Regions from separate parts of the Homo sapiens genome. Here region 1 is linked to region 2. A link is a loop called in an ENCODE intact Hi-C map of the cell type or tissue named here. Cell type or tissue: heart right ventricle. All regions are shown on one strand. Each heading gives the region's core, and the rest is flanking DNA. Links, peaks and the distances in the headings are about the cores only.

Region 1 (2,810 bases), core at 234-2,733, 62 kb before region 2:
TATAGAAGGAAATTTTCTTGAAGGTGATTGCAACTTGACCTTTTTGTGTTGCATGCTTGTAGAACATAGACATTTAAATTAAATGATGGTGCATTGTTCAGTTTTCTGTGTGAATTGTATGTAAATACTATTCCTTATCCCTGATCCCCAAACTTTTATTATGTTCTGTAACTTTTAGTGTTTGTCTTTAAGATTGTTGCTTTATCTCAATGTGATTTTCTAAATTACTGCCTGACTTGTGATTGCTTGTATGAGGTTTTTGTCCTGTAGGTGATGCTAGCTAGAGTCACACCTCATTTTGATAGAAGGTAGAGAAACAACTGAAATTCTTTTCAGTGTGAATATAAGATACCACGTTTTATAATATTCTTCATGCTTACTTTAATGGTCTACATAAAAGCAGTTTATCTAAATTTTAGATAATAAGTAGATTGCTCTGCTTTGTTCTTAAGAAAAAGCAGAATATTCTATGTTCTCATAAAGACTTTCAGATACTTCTTGGAGTATTAATAATATTTTTTGAGGACTTATTTGCTTTAGCACTGTTTTTCACAAAAAATCCTAGGACAGCAGGTACCGTTGCAATCCCTATTTTTGCAGAGAGTAATCAGGATTAGCAAGATTAAGTAACTTGCCTGCAGTCAACACTTGGTAGGTGGTAATGAAATAGTAGATGGGGTGAGAATGAAACCCAGATCTGCTAGACTCAAGAGTTCCTAGAACTGTATTATATTGCCTTAGACTACTAGAGCATAACATAAAACCACAGATGTCAAAATTAACTTGTCTGATGAGTGTGAAATGAGGCACCCACTAATGTATCATAGTAATACATGCCTAAATATTTAATACCTTTAATTTCAGTCTGTGGCTGTGCCAACCAGTGTCGTCACAGTTACTCCTGGAAAGCCATTGAATACTGTAACTACCCTGAAGCCTTCAAGTTTGGGAGCATCATCCACTCCTTCAAATGAGCCCAATCTTAAAGCAGAGAACTCAGCAGCTGTTCAGATTAATCTTTCTCCGGTAAGCTCTTACTTGCACCTTACATAAATCTTGTTCCTTGCAAGTTCTTTTGAATTGTTTGCTCACTAACACTTGTGTTTGCTTATATTTACATTTTCATATTTAGACAATGCTAGAAAATGTGAAGAAATGCAAGAACTTCCTTGCAATGTTAATAAAACTAGCATGTAGTGGATCACAGTCCCCAGAAATGGGGCAAAATGTGAAGAAGCTGGTGGAACAACTTTTGGTAAGTAGTGCTATAAAATCCTGCAAATTCTGGAGGAATCCATATAACATGTTGTAATTGGGAAATGCATATTTTTAAATGGGATTTATTTAATTTATTTATTTATTTAATTTATGTTTTGAGACAGAGTCTCGCTCTGTTGCCCAAGCTGGAGTGCAGTGGCGTGATCTAGGCTGACTGCAACCTCTGCCTCCTGGGTTCAAATGATTCTCCTGCCTCAGCTTCCTGAGTAGCTGGGATTACAGGTGTGCATCACCACGCTCGGCTAATTTTTGTATTTTTAGTAGAGACGGGGTTTTGCCATGTTGGCTGGGCTGGTCTCAAACTCCTGGCCTCAAGTGATGCACTTGCCCTGACCTCCCAAAGCGTTGGGATTACAGGCGTGAACCACCAAGCCCGGCCTGAGATTTATTTTAAATGTAGTTCTTGATAAATTTTGTTTTTTGCTTCTTGAAAGCTTTGTAAAGACTATAAATCTTGGCTAGAAAAACCTATTGTATATTTCTTTTGAAAATTTACCTTTTTAAAAAAATTGTATATGTTTAAGGTATACAACATGATGTTTTGATATATATATTATTTCTGTACATCAGTCTTGCCTCCCTTACTCTACAAAGGGCCTTGGAGAAAAGGTTCATTATTTAGTCAATAGGAAATTGTTATTAGAATTATGAAATCTCTGCTGGGCACAGTGGCTCATGCCTGTAATCCCAGCACTTTGGGAGGCCGAGGCAGGTGGATCACCTGAGGTCAAGAGTTTGAGACCAGCCTGGCCAACATGGTGAAATCTCTTCTCTACTAAAAATATAAAAATTAGCCAGGTGTGGTGGCGCACGCCTGTAATCCCAGCTACTTGGAAGGCTGAGGCAGGAGAATGGCTTGAACCTGGGAGGCAGAGGTTACAGTAAGCTGAGATTGCACCACTGTACTCTAGCCCGGGCAACAGAGCAAGACTCTGTCTCAAAAAAAAAAAAAAAAAGAAAAGAAAAGAAAAAAGAATTATGAAATCTCAGAAAGCCAGGCTATCAATAGATAATGAAATTCGGTTCTTATATGTCCAGATAGACACCAAGCTTTGGGACCACAGAAGTTAGTTAATGCTCTTAGGCCTCACTTTCCTTATCTATAAGATTCTCATCTTGCAGATGAGAATGTTAAACATGATGATCGTTGATGTTTATATGAGTGCCAAGATGCTGTGTCTTTTAGCTACCAAATTATATGCCTTTGGTTTCTTACATCCTCTTTCAGGTAAAATATGTAGGTGCACTAAAAAGAGTGGAGATAGAAGTTAGCAAATATTTCATATTATATGCTTAAGACATGCTGAGGATATAACAAACAAATGGATTTGGATTTTTTGAACTACTATAATATACAGATTTCTCTCACCACGTAATTAGAATTATATTTTTCACATAAAAATTATCCCTTTTTCCAAGTATAAAATGTGTATATTTCAAATATTATACAGCAAAAACAAGCATAGTTTATAAATATTAAAATACCTTCTTTACTACTGTTTTTAATGCTGCCTGTAAGATGTTAGAGCACA
Region 2 (2,810 bases), core at 294-2,793:
TTAGGCCTGTCTCGAAATGGGTCTTTGTAAACTACAGCAGCATACTTGGAGGAATATAATGTGAGATTTTAAAAAAAAAGAAACTTTTGAGATTTAGCATCTGGGACTGTACAATAGGCTACATTTTTCCAGGGTAATTGTTCGTTTTGTAAATCTGATACTGCTTATAATTCTTTGGCTGGGAGGCGGTGCTGGGATTTAGTTTTAAATGGAAAATGCCTCTGGCTTTTAATTTTCTGGGCCCAGCAGTTTTCTGTTCTGGAATGGAGCCCTTGTTTCACACAGTTCATGTTTAGCTGCAGGGGTTTTAGTTTATAGCTTAGACTGGTTAAGCTTTTACTCCCAGAGGCCTCTGCATAGCAACTGTAGAAATCAACAAATAAGTTCATTTATGTCTGCAGCCTCCTCTCAGTAGCTGACTTTTTACATTTCCCAATATCCATTTCCTGACTTTTCTAGCCCCAGAGAAAAAAGCTCCACTAATTGGAGCTTATTTTAATTGAGCCTTAATATTGGATCTCACTGGAGTTGCCCCCAGAGCTGCTGAGAACAGAATGAAATGAAAGTACCTAAGGTTGAAGGTGCAGTGTGTGTATGGGTGTGTGTGTGAAATTTTTCACTTGACCTACAGATTCTTTTCCCTCCTGAATAAATCATCAAGCCTGTTCACATTTCTGATTAAGGATCTGACAGCAGATGATAATAAAGACAATTGAGGTGTGAGACGTGTGATATGGAGCTGAAGAAATTGGTTTCTATAGTTACTTCACTGATTTCATGCAATTTTTAAGGATCTTTGTGCTAAATAAGAGTGATTTTCTGAGCAACCTTTTCCCTTAACTGTGCCTCTTGAACTATGAAATTTGTTGTTGCTTAACATTGCTGCAGTTGGCTCCTAGGTGCCAGCAGCAGCAGGTTATTTATGAACGTTTTAAAGGCCCTTATTGTTTGGATTAATGTAGGAATTGAGGCAAAACAAGTGGAAATCTAGTAAGATTCTTACAATCAATGTGGTGTGTTTTCATTAACATAGAGAAGGAAAATACATGAACTCTGGGTGGAGGGATTTCAGGATTGGGACAGGGAACGATGGAAAGGGAGAACACTTTAAAAAAAAAGTTGAGAGCAGAAACATTTTATTTTCAGCAACAAGATATTCCTTATACTGATGTCTTTCCAGTGGAAAATGTATCTAAAATTATTAGTATGAGAACTGTACCTATAATTCTCTTTAAGCAAACCTGGCATGAGGATAGATTATTTAGGGATGGGCAACCTACTGTTGCTCTGAATCATGGGTATCCCACCTTGTTTTAATTAAGGACTGACTAGATGCTTATCTTCTAATTGCATTCCCTTTTTGGAAAATGTGCAACAGAAAGCTTACCCTTTTAACCTTACCCTGTCTGTTCTTCCTTCATAAACCTTCATAAGCATCTGAATCTTAGATTAATTCTTCCTTCAGCTTTGTATGGGATGTTTTGTTTTTGTTTGCATTTTATTTTAGTATGTTGTTTAATAATTCCGTAAGGGATGAATAGGTAGACAACATTTTTCAAAGAAATCTGTGAGAGGAAATGTACCAAAAAAATGCCTCTGTTAATGAGAACAGGTGGTAGCAAACCTGTGTTTTTCTCTTCCTTTGCACCTCCATTTATTTCTTTTTCCAAACAAGGTTAAAGGAATTCAGTATAACTTCTTTCCAAAATATTTTGAAAGTTTTCTGGTTGCTTCCTATCATAAATCCTCTTTGATCAAAAAAATGAATCAAATACATTGGCCTCTTTCCAAGAACAGAGCCACTCTGTTTTGCAAATGTTTGGTGAAAGTCAAATATTGTCATTTTTGTCATTCTCCTGCCCCCTAGAGTTCTTAATAACTTGAGTGTTCTAAGGGGCTGTAGTTCAGAATCAAATACACAGTGGTAGTGTATATTGTTTGATTGCATAAATATTGACCATATCTTTTTTCTTTTCTTTCTTTCTTTCTTTTTTTTTTTTTTTTTGAGATGGAGTCTCACTCTGTCGCCCAGGCTGGAGTGCAGTGGCATGATCTCAGCTCAGGCAGCCTCCACCTCCCAGGTTCAAGCGATTCTCCAGCCTCAGCCTCCCGAGTAGCTGGGATTACAGGCGCGTACCACCGCATCCAGCTAATTTTTGTATTTTTAGTAGAGATGGGGTTTCACTATGTTGGCCAGGCTGGTCTCAAACTCCTGACCTCAGGTGATCTACCCGCTTCAGCCTCCCAAAGTGCTGGAATTACAGGCGTGAGCAACTGTGCCTGGCTAACCATATCTTAATAGGGAGTTGGATTGCTTGCTTGATGGTAATTTGTGAGGTTAGCATTTAGGATGCACTAATCACTATCATGCTGGTATAAACTGTGATGCTTTGGGTTGTGAATTTTTGGTATTTGGCTGTCTGAGAAGTTTTCTTTGTTCACTCATGAATTTTTTATTTAGCACAGATGCCTTATGCTTGCTTGATTTAGAACTGATCTGTTTTCCCTTTCAAACCTACCTACCAGGCTTGTCATAGAAAAAAAGATTACTGGCTATCTTATAAATGCAGAACTTCGAAGAACTGTTTACAGAAGCTGTAGGCTTTATTTATGCTGAGAAATGTTTCAGCAGTGATATTTCTCATATAAATATTAAATCACAATCTGAATCCCCTTCATTCCTAATCTTATCCATATTTGCTTTCAACTGTTAAGGACTAGAATTCTTAAGCCAGGTGTAGTGGCTTACACCTGTAATCCTAGCACTTTGGGAGGCTGAGATGGGTGAATCATCTGAGCTTAGGAGTTCG

Evidence for each region. Hi-C counts contacts between places; a loop is a spot of excess contacts. Peaks named below come from ENCODE experiments on the same cell type or tissue, not always from the same donor. Only the 100,000 strongest peaks of a DNase experiment are listed, where the experiment ranks them.
Region 1: a loop joins it to region 2, with 5 times the contacts of the local background. A loop is called at or near these places in 2 of 110 quality-filtered maps.

Annotation. Positions count from the first base shown.
Region 1 is chr18:26,273,799-26,276,608 of GRCh38, forward strand. It overlaps TAF4B (TATA-box binding protein associated factor 4b), which reads left to right. Exons shown (of 15, transcript NM_005640.3): 4 at 865-1,026; 5 at 1,133-1,255. Among named protein-coding and RNA genes, the nearest start is that of TAF4B, 49 kb to the left of the region's middle. In heart right ventricle, for the core only: no CTCF peak of the experiment used is centred there; no DNase peak of the experiment used is centred there.
Region 2 is chr18:26,335,437-26,338,246 of GRCh38, forward strand. The region is part of intron 13 of TAF4B (TATA-box binding protein associated factor 4b); the gene reads left to right. Among named protein-coding and RNA genes, the nearest start is that of LINC01543, 86 kb to the right of the region's middle. In heart right ventricle, for the core only: a CTCF peak has its summit at 1,855 (motif pointing left); no DNase peak of the experiment used is centred there; H3K27ac peaks cover 636 bases.